2 separate regions of the Mus musculus genome follow, and region 1 is linked to region 2. The links are chromatin contacts, found by Hi-C or POLR2A ChIA-PET in ENCODE. All regions are on one chromosome and are shown on one strand. The core of a region is the stretch at or near the end of the contact, and the rest is flanking DNA. Distances in the headings are between cores, read along the strand shown.

The links. A loop is a pair of places that touch in the nucleus more often than their neighbours do. ChIA-PET counts read pairs that join two places held with the same protein, here RNA polymerase II (POLR2A).
Region 1: a map of left cerebral cortex shows a loop between it and region 2 (6-fold over the local background). The contact joins the enhancer-like site here to the promoter of Marchf10 in region 2. A Hi-C loop is called at or near these places in 1 of 37 maps with a recorded cell type or tissue (left cerebral cortex). POLR2A ChIA-PET finds 5 or more read pairs at or near these places in 1 of 5 experiments (Patski).

What each region holds. Positions count from the first base shown.
Region 1 is chr11:105,418,940-105,425,410 of GRCm38, reverse strand. All of the region lies in intron 4 of Marchf10 (membrane associated ring-CH-type finger 10), which reads left to right. Among named protein-coding and RNA genes, the nearest start is that of Gm39417, 28 kb to the left of the region's middle. Within about 2 kb of position 4,535, at least 2 of the 3 ENCODE cell types and tissues checked have a DNase peak (open chromatin) inside an H3K27ac peak, as active enhancers do; they include left cerebral cortex, where a contact is called at or near this core.
Region 2 is chr11:105,452,922-105,458,927 of GRCm38, reverse strand. It overlaps Marchf10 (membrane associated ring-CH-type finger 10), which reads left to right and starts at 2,193. Exons shown (of 12, transcript NM_172568.2): 1 at 2,193-2,454; 2 at 4,583-4,664. The region is part of intron 1 of Gm39417 (a long non-coding RNA gene); the gene reads right to left.

The sequences.
Region 1 (6,471 bases), core at 3,286-5,785, 36 kb after region 2:
TGACGTTCAAGTCCAAAACAAGACAAGACTCCACGGACCAGAAAAGTATTGTTTCCCAGAAGCTGGGCCTGCTTCTGGTCCGCCATCACAGCTGATAGTCCAGGGGAGGCTGGGACTTTCTGGCTCTGTGTGTGCACATGCGCGTGCGGAGTGTGTGTGTGTGTGTGTGTGTGTGTGTGTGTGTGTGTGTGTGTGTGTGTGTGTGTCAGGCACTTTGCTCGGTTCCTTCCTTCACCTGTGTGTGTAATCGTCCTAACCTTCCTGTGGAACGTTCACTTCTCCTCTTTCAAAGGGCTCTCAGGCGGTTGTTCTCTCATTAATCTGTCAATGTCAGCCTGCTGTCACCCTCAGCGCATTCGTGAAGGCAGCCACAGCTTAGAATATGACATCTGTGTTCCATGAGTCACACTTTTAATTTTCTCTGAGTTCTGCTTGTCCATTGTGGGGCTCCTTGAGGGCCAGGCCTTTCTTCCTCCTGGCCCCAGGCCTGTGTGCTGACAATGAGGCAGGCCACACACACACACACACACACACACACACACACACACACACAGGTGTACACACTTGGGCCCCACCCTGGGAAGCTGAGTCATCTCTGACACCTGGTGTGGTGTTCATCTCAGCTGCCCTCTTAACTCTAGCCCAGATCCCGCACCCTGGCTGTGCACCTGGGCAACCAGTGGCTCTGCACACAACCTTTGCAGTAGACATCCCCGTCCCTGCCTGCCAGCCAGCAAGTGTGCCACCGGGAGGGAACGTGCATCCCACAGTCTAACAAGCCTGGATCTGAGGGAATTATCCTGTGAGCCTGTTTACCATCTTGGTAAGCTGTGGACTTGTTCATGGAATTGCCCGAAAGCAGCTGAATGCGTCATCTCCCCTCAAGCTGGTTCCTCTTCCTGTGTGTGTACGTGTGGTTTGGGTTTGGTTTTTGTTTTTGTTTTTGTTTTTGTTTTTTCGAGACAGGGTTTCTCTGTATAGCCATGGCTGTCCTGGAACTCACTTTGTAGACCAGGCTGGCCTCGAACTCAGAAATCTGCCTGCCTCTGCCTCCCAAGTGCTGGGATTAAAGGTGTGCGTCCCACACCTCTCTCTTCCTGTGTTTTTATTTCTACTCCAGCCGGAATTCTGGAAGTTGCCTTAGACCCCGCCCACCCCTCTCCTAGCCCTTCCTCCTCACAGGATACCAAAAGCCTACTTGTCTTATCGCCTCTCTAGTATCTGCCCACACATTTTCCCTTGCTGGGCCATAGATTCTGTCTGTCTGTCTGTCTGTCTGGATTGTTGTAGTAATGGATTCTCTAGCCATCTTGCTTCTTTACCCTTGCCAGTCAGTCTAAAAGGCTACCACAAGAGAGATGCTTCTAGAAGCAAATTGAATGACAGCCATTGTTTAAAGCCCCTCACTACTTTCCCCACTGTCCCTGGGATCATGTTCAAACACCTAGATGCTTATTGGCCTGACCCATACAGACGTCTCTGCATGGACTGTCTAGGGCACCAGTTCTGGGGAGAATTCCCCGGTCTCCTGGAGGTCCAGGAACAGTTCTTCCTCTTGTGTGTTCTCAGAGCACCCTCTGGGCTCAGGCTCACCTTGGGATAAGGCCTCTTTCCCTCAGACAGAGAAACAGGAGACAGTTTATGGTTCCATTTCCGGTGTCCATCGTGCAGTAGGAGCCGAGGGTTCATTTAACGGCTAATATGTTAGGAATAACCAAACCCTAATGTCAGAGCCATGCTGCTTACAGCAGCCAGAATGTGGACCCTCAGTTACTTGGACAGGAGAGTGCCCAGTGGACTGGCTTGAAATTAGTGACCAAAGCAAGGCTGTGCCAGGATTCAGTCCTTTTTCTGGTGTACCTACCGCCTGCAAAGGCTCATTCACAACACTTCCTAACTCCCCTTTGCCACAGGCAGGCCAGCACACAGACACAAAACCAGCAGGGGATGGAGCTTGGAGGGCGGAGAAACCCCAGAACAGCCTCCAAAGGGCTCCTCAGGAGTCATGGAGTTGGCTGGTCCTTTCAGGAAACTGACCAGGCAGAATTGGATGGGCCTTCTGTGCTTAGGTGAGAGACTCTCCCCTTCTGCATGCAAACCTGGGGGCTGGGGGTCCTCTGCGGCAGCCGCATGGAAGTGAAGAAGGAGTAACTGTACGGTTGGAAGAGCTGGCAGGGTGCCGTTCATCCTTCATTTGTGCATTTTGTCGCAGTCCCACCAGGTGATTTAAAAATAGGGCCTGACATTAAAATGGGGCAGCTGTCAGTTTGGGTTGGGATGCTTCCGCAGAGCTGTCCTGCATCTCTCAGAAGATAAGCAAGTCAGCCTTGCTCTTCTATGAGGCTGATCCTGCTGTGCAGCCAGCTTGACACACACACCAATAGTGATCCCAGTGAGAGAAATTGTTGGTACCATGAACTGGCGGCCTCTGACCCAAACAGTTCCCTGAGTTAATTGGACTTTGCAGCTCAGAAACTGCAGAGAACATTATGATAAAACGTCTTTCCTTCCCCCTGTTTTTAATACTATGTATCTCACTGTACTTCATTTTATTAAAATTATCTGCTTTTTAAAAATGGTTCCAATTAATTCCTGAAACAACAAAAACTTGTTAGAAACCAATTAAAATTCAGATATCGGAATCTTAAATTTTTTCAGTCGCAAGAGATGAGTATTCAGATGGGTGGCCACATTAAGTAGATTTTATAACACACAGCATTTCATCCTAAAATAGCCTTTTATTTTGTTTTCATAATGTTTCATTCATTAAAAAAATTAAAATATAATTGTTTGTCAATTAAGAATAAAACAAATTTAAATTTTAAAATAATAAACTAAAATGCAGAAATTATAAATCATATCTGGAAAGCACAATGTGTTAGGTGCTAGGAGTGCAGAGTAATGAATAAACCATGTCCCTCCCTCAAGTCCTACAGTGTGATTAAACGAAGACACCACAAAAAGCTCTAGCCCAACACAGTACCTGTCCAACCTAACATAAAGTCTAGGGGAGCTGGCTATGGTGGTGTCTTAGTCAAGGTCTCTATACCTGCACAAACACCATGACCAAGAAGCAAGTTGGGGAGGAAAGGGTTTATTCGGCTTACACTTCCATGCTGCTGTTCATCACCAAAGGAAGTCAGGCCTGGAACTTAAGCAGGTCAGAAAGCAGGAGCTGATGCAGAAGCCATGGAGGGATGTTCCTTACTAGCTTGCTTCCCCTGGCTTGCTCAGCCTGCTCTCTTATAGAACCCAAGACTGCCAGTCCAGAGATGGTTCCACCCACAAGGGGCCTTTCCCCCTTGATCATTAATTGAGAAAATGCCTTACAGCTGGATCTCATGGAGACATTTCCTCAACTGAAGTGCCTTTCTCTGTGGTAACTCCAGCTGTGTCAAGTTGACACAAAACTAGCCAGTACAGGTGGCATACACCTGTAAACCTGGTACCCAGTGGGTCAACCTAAGTTACATAGTGGGACCATAAATGATTGGCTAGATGGGTGGATGGATGGATGGATGGAAAGATGGATGGATGGATGGATGGATGGATGGATGGATGGATGGATGGATGGATGGAAAGATGGATGGATGGATGGATGGATGGATGGATGGATGGATGGATGGAACAAAAGCAAGGGAAAGCTTCACAGAAAATGATAATTTTAGATTTGAACTCAGATCCTGCCGTGGGAGTTGGAAGCAGAAGTGGTGAGCAACCTGGCTGTCAGGTTACAGGAAATGTACATGAGTCTTTTCTCAAGAGGTTCTTTCTCCATCTCGGTGTTAGGAAGATGGCCTCTTACCCGACACTGCCCCTGCAAGGGGTGCTGTTTGTATGACTTTAACTCCTGCCCTCAGGACCAGGAAAGAGAAGGACTCTACGCTGCTGCTCCCAGAGCACAGTTCCTGCATTTCGTTGGCTTGTGCAGCTGGATTCCATCTTCTTCTCCTCTTGCCATTCCTGCTGGTCTCCTGATTACTCTCCCTTATTCAGTGAGGCTCTGACAGGCAATTGGTTCTCTGCTGTCCCCTTCCTGATCTCCAGACACATTATCTAATGACTTCAGCATCCATTTAGATAACCAAGCCACACCCTGGCCTCACAGTTCTCAAGGCGTCTCAAGTGTCCTCTTCCTTTACACACACACACACACACACACACACACACACACACAGAGGCACATCCTGCATGTTATTGTCACCCCAAAGGATCTCATTCATTACCGCTAAAGAAAATGTCAGCGACTTTGCATGGGCTCAGGGCCAGCAATCTCCAGGTAGTTCTCAAGGCTGCTCAGCTCCTTTACCTAGAACCTTTCTCCCAGGCTTCCAATCCATCTCCTCTTCCTCCTCACTCCTTATTTTCACCCACTTCCAACTCTCCCTCTGTGCTTAGGATCCCCCCACTCGTGTCCAGCCCTTCCCTGCTGCTTGCGTCAGCCAACCCTGCAGAGGGCTTTCCCATCAGCATGTAGTCATGATCTAAAAAGAGACAGAACAGCCTTCCTTCCCCCGCTCCCCTCCACTAACTTCTCCTTCACACCCCAAGTTCCCCAAAGAATTATTTACACTGCCTGACTCCATTTCCCCACCTCCTCCTCTCTCCTCAGCCCACTCCAATCTGGTTTCCACACACATGTCGTTCTCCAGAAATGCTCTTTGTCAAGTGACTTCCACATCTCCCCACAGAGCAGCTTTGTGTGGTGCTGGCCACACTCACACACACACACACACACACACACACACACACACACACACACACACCAGTACCACCCCCTGGGGGACGGCGGCCTTAGAGCCACTCTTGCCCTGACTTCCTCCCCATCTCGGCAGGCACTTTATCTTTCTCTCCTCTTCTCATCTTCCTCCACACTGTTCCTGAATCCTGGGGTCCTCAGGGTGTGGCTCTAATCTTACTCTCTACCTGGGGTTGGGGGCAGGGTCGTTCTTAGCCTCTGAGCCACAAATCTCCTGAGCCTCACGGTGAACTCTTTAGACTCATTTCCTTAGAATTGTTTTCAGGCAAAAAATAAGACACGGGCTTTCAAAGGAAACCACTTTTATGGAAATAGTCATCAAAATATTTTTAGAAAATTGTGATTCTGTAATGTATGTGCTTCCTTATTAACACGTTAGTTAACAAGCGATGGGCGAAGAGGGTATTTTGAGACATCCGCAAAAAATGTACTGAGATGTGAAAATATCTGTGACTTTCACGGGTGACAGAAATCTCAGGTCCTGCTCATACTACAGTGGCTGGGCGCCTGCAGCTTAGCTTGCAGGTGGAGCTGGGTAGAGTGTGATTGTAAAGATGTCACTTGTCACCATCCAAGCTCATGCCTCACCAAGCTGCCTTCTCTCTGTGTGCTTTCTTAAAGTTATCTTTAACATTGTAACTGCCAGCGTTGAGGGGTTAACTACCAGAGACTCCCAAATCTACACTTCCAGCTCAAACCCCACTTTCGATTTCCAGATTTAAAACTCTACTGCCTCTCACTCCCTCTACCTGGGTATCTGAAAAAGACACCTCAAGCTGATCACAGCCTCCCCCTCTCCCCCGCTAAAGTCCCCAGCTTAAGCCCCCAGCTTGGCCCTTTATTCTTCCTTCAGTGTGTATATCATTAAAATCTGACAGTCTACTCCCCCCCCCACCCCCACCCCCGCATCTCCCTCCCCCCATGTTGAGTTCAGGGTCAGTCCTACACATCTTACTTCCCTGGTATAATTTTGTTGTTATTGGTAGTGGTTTGGTTTCTGTGGCCCAAGCTATCCTCGAACTCCTCATTCTCCTGCCTCAGCCTCCTGAGTGCTGCGATTACAGGCCTGAGCTGCTACACTGGGCCGATGTAACTTTGATCCATCTGCATAGCTGGTGTCACCACAGAGCTCCTTCAGTGGCCTCCCAACCAGCCCTCCTCTCTTACCTGCCTCCAAAACCCATTTTCCATATCGTAATATGGTAGAGTGTTGTTGACAAGCGAATCCCATCTGTATGCCTGCCTGCTGAAGCCACTTCTGTGGCTTTTAAAATAGGAGCCAAACTTTGTTTGAAACTAACATGTCCTGTGGAACCCGAGGGTGTCTGTCGCCCCGGCCCTGGTCCACACTGGCCTCACCTCAGCCTTTGAGGTTTCTCTGTCTTGCCACACAGTCCACCAGCCCCTCAGCCAAACTCTGACTGCTTCTCCCCTGACTACAGGAGAACCTTTCTCCCTTCTTCTCTCGTCTGCCACATGTCCCCTCTCCCATTTGTGACCCCTGAAATTTTATAATTTAATTAATAATGACTTTTAACATACGTGCACATGGAGGCCAGAGGACAACCTCGGGTGTCACCCCATCTTTTGAATCTGGTTTCTCTTTGGCCTGGAGCTCACCAGTTAGCCTAGCCTGGCTGGCCCGAACACCAAGGGACTCTCCTGTCTCCCCTCCCCCCTAGTTGGGATTACAAACACACCACATCCAGCAA
Region 2 (6,006 bases), core at 944-3,443:
TTTGTACTTTGTGTTTTAGCAGTAAAATGTGCCTTGGAAAATGAAACTACCAATTAATGTTTGTCTTCTCTCATTTAAACCTCACAACAGCCTTTTGGGGGTGAAATGTACTTTTTTTTTTCCTCTAGCTCTTAAAACAGAAAATTAAAAATCCATATCTAATATATGCCAGTATGGTAGTGTCTTTTTTCTTACTTAGTGGGCAACATTAATCTGCTGGGAATGGGAGTCTTCTCCCGGGCTCTGGATCCATTCCTTGTCAGGAGTCCTTGGCTGTGTCATCTCTATTCAACTATCTCTCTTAGTCCTCAATGTCCTCCTCTGTTAATCAGTAATAATAATTATCACTAATTACCACTACTACTATCATCTCTGAGTTAGGTCCTTGGTCTCTAAGAAAAAGCTTCCCGCTTCTCATTTTACTGCAATCCCCACAACCCCCCTCCCCCCACACAGAGTCTCTGACAGAGTGAGGAGGTTTCCCTAGAAGGCCCTCACTTCCTCTAAGAACTGGGATTTCAGGCATCTGCCATCACATCCACTCTAAGGATCAAACCCAGAGCTTCATGCCAGACAGGCACTGAGCTACATCCCAGAAAGTGTCTCAAACTTGGGGGTCCTTAATTATAGTCCTTTGAACAGCAAAGACCATGGAAAGAGGTTCCATGGTATGTCTTTACCAGTCAACGATTTAATAGAGAATCTTTGTTAGCCGGCTGAGAACAAGACTAGAACATGGTGTTGCAGGTAAAAAGTACCTGCCACCAAGCCCGACAAGCCGGGTTTGGTCACTGGGAGCCACACGGTAGGAGAGAACAGACTTCAGCAAACTGACCTCCCCTTCCCTGCACTGGGGCATGTTTGCCCTCTCACACATCCAATAAAAATAAGATGTAATAAAAATCTTTAAACATACTAAAAATAGAAAATGGTTTGGAAAGGGAGAGCAATGAAGGTCAGATGAGAAAGAGCCCAAAACAAAGACTTCCCCAAGGCATATTTTGTCTAGACTCTGTGTTGCTCAAGATACGTCTTAGAAGTTGGCGTGAAGGTGAGAAGGAGGGTTTGGCATGTCCTAGAGCCGCAACTGGCAAGAAATGACTCAAGGACAAAACCAAGAAAGCAAGTCCTGGGGAACAAATAGGGACAGTCACAGTCCAGAGTCTGGGGCTCACTTCTTAGGCAGTGCTGGAGTCTGAGAGTGGCTTGTTGGTGATTAAGACATGGGACCTAGGCTGTTTACGTGGCACAGGGAGAGGTGGACCTGGGGTACGACTGACAGGGGCTCAGAGCGTCCTTGCAAGGTTCAAACATCAATCCAGTTTAGAGACCACTGAGTCCTAAATTAGGGGTGGTAGTGATAAGAATAGAAAGGGTGTCATACTGCAAACACAAAGCCACCACCTGAATGTGGGCTTACAGGGGCTGCATAGAAGTCTCCTGGACCCCAGACATGTGGAGACTCTGGGACACTGGTGAAAGTTCCAACAATTTCTATTGTCCATCTTCTTTGCTCTCCGCCCAATCTAAAATGCCCTTAGGTGACATCAGTCAGCAAGGTACTAAGTACCTAAATATGCAAAAGAAATAGAAGACTCAAGGCTGCCTATTAGCCCCTCAGTGAAAAATAAACGCAGCCTAGAAACAGTGATGTAAACCAAGAACCTGGTGGGCACTGGTCTAAACCTCCAAGCTCCTCTCTCCTGGAGAAGCCCGTAATGACTACTGTTAACTAAGAGGCTAGCTTTCGGGCTCCGTTCTGAAGCTGATCGGGTGCCTCCCTTAATTGTTTATTTCTGCTCTGAGGTTGGATCGGAACATTCTGCCTGAGATCCCTGTATAACAACCATTTCAAAGAGTGCAGTATCTTTTCTTCTTTTCATTTATTCCCTTTACTGTTTTATTTAATTTTTTTTCCTCTCCCATTTTCTAATCTTCATCTTATAAGAAACAACACTGAGTCTGGGCGTGAACACAGACAAAATCAGAGTGCCTATTCCTAGAGCATCTCTTCCAAGCCAGCCGCCATCACTGCTTTCCTTTCTCAACTGCATCCCTTCTCGTTCCCACGGCAACCGGCAGAGCCGCCCACGTGTGGACTCAGGACCCCCGGGGCCGTAGCCCTGCCCCACCCCCACGATCCACGTTCCCTCGCGACTAGCGGCACAGGCTCCGCGCGAGGAGGGAGGCACGGTTGCCAAGGAAACGGGAGGACGCCAGGCAGCCGCCCCCACCGTCTCCACCCCAAGAAAGGCCGGAGGCCGCGGCGGACAGCTGCCTCCCGGGAGGAGAAGGAAGAGGGCCCTCTAGAAGGAGGGAAGACAGTGAGGTGTGGGGGAGGAAGAGGAGCCCAGGACCGGCCCCACGCACGATTGATGGGCGGCTCTTCGCCCACCCGCTCCGCCCCGCGGCCCCTTTAGCCCCTTGTGAGGGGTGAAAGTGCTGATCCCCAAGGTAACGGGCGCCTGCCCCAGCCTTCCCAGAACTGAGGATCAACTATACCTTTAAAACTTAAAAGATTCTGAAGGGAAATCAGACCTCTTAGCGCCCCTCTCTTCTTCGGGCTAACAGTAGCTCCAGTTTGTTTCTACCTCAAAGGAACAGATTTAACTGGAGTCTAGTTGGTTTTTGTACACTGGTAGTTCCATCACCCCCAACTGCCGCACAGCTACATTGGTCTACAATCCAGGAAACAGCTTTTGAATGTGGAAACGATGGTATTATTAATGGTAGAACCCAATCGCTTGTCAAACTTGTGATGTTCTTTTCATTTTTCCAATTACACAGTCTCTGCTCTGGGCTTAATAGTCTGTGTGTGTTAGCTAGGTCTCTCATACACCCCTTTTACACAACCATTATTTCCTACGTTAAATTGGAACAGTCACCCTTTCTTGACACCACCCTGCCTCAAGCCCTCAGCCTCTGAAAAGTATAAACCGAGCCTAAGTCACTAAACTTATATTCAGCACAAGTTTAAAAAATGATATTAAAAAAAACTAAGATTTTTTTCCAAACTAAAATTGAAACAAATCCTGTAATCCTTGACATTACAAATGAATTCATTGTGGAAAAGATTAAAGTCTTCTGAAACTCTTCTTCTAAGCAGCCAATCATAGACATGGAGGAATTTATAGACCTGATTGTCAGGTAGTAACACAGCTACTTATATCTTGCCTCAAATGAAGCTTCAGTATAGAGAGGTTAAATTTACATTTTGCTTATTTGCCAAAATCAAGACAGTATAGTTTTAATGATATTTCACAGAGCGAGCATTGCAAGAAAACGGTAAGACAGCTTATTTTAAAAGCACTTCTTTCAGGTCAGGTGTGGTTTTTATCTTTTGTTTTTTGTTTTTTTTTTTTTTTTGACAAATGTAGTCACAGAAAAAGGAGACAGCATGTACACAGGCATGCACATGTGCATGTATGCACACATGTGTGATACTTTTAGAGACTGGAAAGGAATGTAGTCTGTCCTTATTCCTGCTCTCCTTAGTCAGGGTGTCTCAGTCTGAATTCCCTGGAAATTTATGCTAGAGAGGAATTCAAATGTCACAGAGTTCTTAGAATATTCCTCATTGAAATTTCACAGATGCGTGGAATTTTGAGGCCTTGGCAGAATCACTCGCTTCCTCTCCCCACCTCACACACCTCCTCATCCCTGGCCCTTTCCCTCTCCTTAGCATGGCATCGCACACCAATTTCTAAAACACAAACTTGATCCAGTGCTTTGTCACCAGAAGCTTGCAACAAACATACACATGATCATGCGTGATTTTCAGAACGAGAAGCAATTCAAAGGTGAGACTAGAAGACAGCACCGGTTGCGATCTCGGAATTGTGCCTGGCCCACGTTCCCCCCCCCCCCTTCGCAAGCACTCTAGCACCTGCCTCTATCTGAAAAACAAAACAAAACAAAACAAAATCCTTGGCTTCAAATGGCCATCTGGTTGAGAAGGTCCACAAAAAGGCACTCTTGAGTATTAAGCATGATTTCCTCTGGATTTATTCCTATGTAGTTATTTCTATTTCTCATTCATTCTGGTCAGTTTTTCAAACTTGTAGTGCAGCCTAAAAAGTTCCTCTGGAGACTATTTTCCTAGTCTGAGATACTCTACTGTCTCAGACACCAAGGGGACAGATTGTTTAGTTTCATAGAGTATTGATATAGTTAAATAAGAAACTACATGTGGCACGGTGGTGTTTCAACTGTTATTTTACGTGACATGCAGTGTAATGGGGAGCTTGTGGTGGGTGGGGGAGAGTCTCTCGTGGGCAATGTTAAAGTTCTTTCTTTTGCAGATGATTGTGAAGTCAGGAAGACTTAGCAAATCTTTCAGTGGTACTGTTTCCTGCCTCTTCAGGCCAGGTTATTTCATGCCTTCTGACCAAGAACCTTCTTTAAATTATTCCACCCTGAGGCCAGGATAGAGTAGCTGGCTTTGCTGTGTTAACTGTGTACCTACAATGTTTCATCCAGCTGGACTGTGGGCTGTATCCTTCGTAGCCGTTAACATAGTTTCCTTATGAATCCCGATGTCCTCTGCCTGATTAATATTCAGACAGGCTTCTCTCCCCAACAGGAGCAGCAGGGGATCCATCTTTCTGTTTTTAACCCCATCGTTTTTTTTCTGAAAAAGGGGGAACAGACTTCATTCTATGCAGGTACCAATTTATATGAAAAGTTAAGTGTGATCTTTGAAAATGATAGTCCACGAGTGTCTGCTGAAATGCATGTGCGTGCGCATCTTTAGTGAGTCTTTACTTGCCTCAGGTACATGTTACAGTCATGGAAATCTGACCAACACAGTTACTGATAAATTTAAGAAAGAACAGGTAATGAGGGCAGAGCCACATGCCTCTGAAAGTACAAGATGGGGAACCACTCACCCAACCATCCTGAGCCAAAAGAAAGCAAGTCCCAACTGCCCTGAATCCTTCAAGAGAACATAGCTAAGCATGGTATGTGGGGTGGTGTGAGGGGTCCATAGAGCCAGATCAGGCTGGGACTTCAGGACAAAAGTTGGTTTGTCAGCTTGATTCTTATCAAGGGGAGAATTATTGGCTAGTTTTAAGAGGGGAGAAGCAAGATCCTATTTAGTTTTATAAACTACAATCTATCTTTGAGATCCTAAGTTTCAAAGACTCACTGTCTGTCTTAAGTAAAAAATAATCCCCCTGGGGACCAGGAAATTCTCCCTGCTGCTCAGGGGTAGATGATAAACCTTGCAAGATTTCCTAACTCCCAGGTGAGACACTGATGGGTCACCCTGAGTCAGGTACAAGTTGACTGTCAATAGCTACTCACACAGAATAAAGGGGAGGAGGTGCACACACCTGAGGGTTTGCTTGGCGACTGTCTGCCTGCCATTCCCATGGAGCTGAGAGCACGCTCTAGTTAGTCATTAAAAAGATGTATAGCAAGCCCTGAAAGAGCTCCAGTGAATGATAAACAGGGATTGGAGGTGGGCTTCCATGATCCTCTTGATGAGGCCTGGTGGTCTCAGTGCAAACTATGCTATTTTATACTGTGAGCTCTGTTACATTATGGTCACAAACTAAAAACCAACCACACCAACCAAAGCCTACTTTCTTGAAATCCAGACACATCTTTGCCACCTGTTCGGCTAGGACAGCTAGTAACAACTAGTACAATGTAACTTCATCCTTGTGGTCTAGCGATTGCCCTTGTGAGGGGGATTAACAGCCTCCTCCTGGAAAGACCTCTTCAACATCAATGACCCAACACCCACTGGGCTTCCCCTCTGCCCCTGGAGTCCTTTACAGAGTTTCTATTTGACCATCTTTTCCTTACATTTTACGTGTTAAGAGTTTTGTTTCCCGGTCCACTTTCTCTGTGCAGTACCCACTCTGTTTCTACTTGAGTTGTTACCAATGCGCCAGCACTGGCCAGATCTTTATCCATCCCGTCAGCTCAGAGCCGGTGTCCAACTGCCGGCTTCTCACCTCTATTTGCAGTGCGGTAGACCCTTCAAACTCCATATTG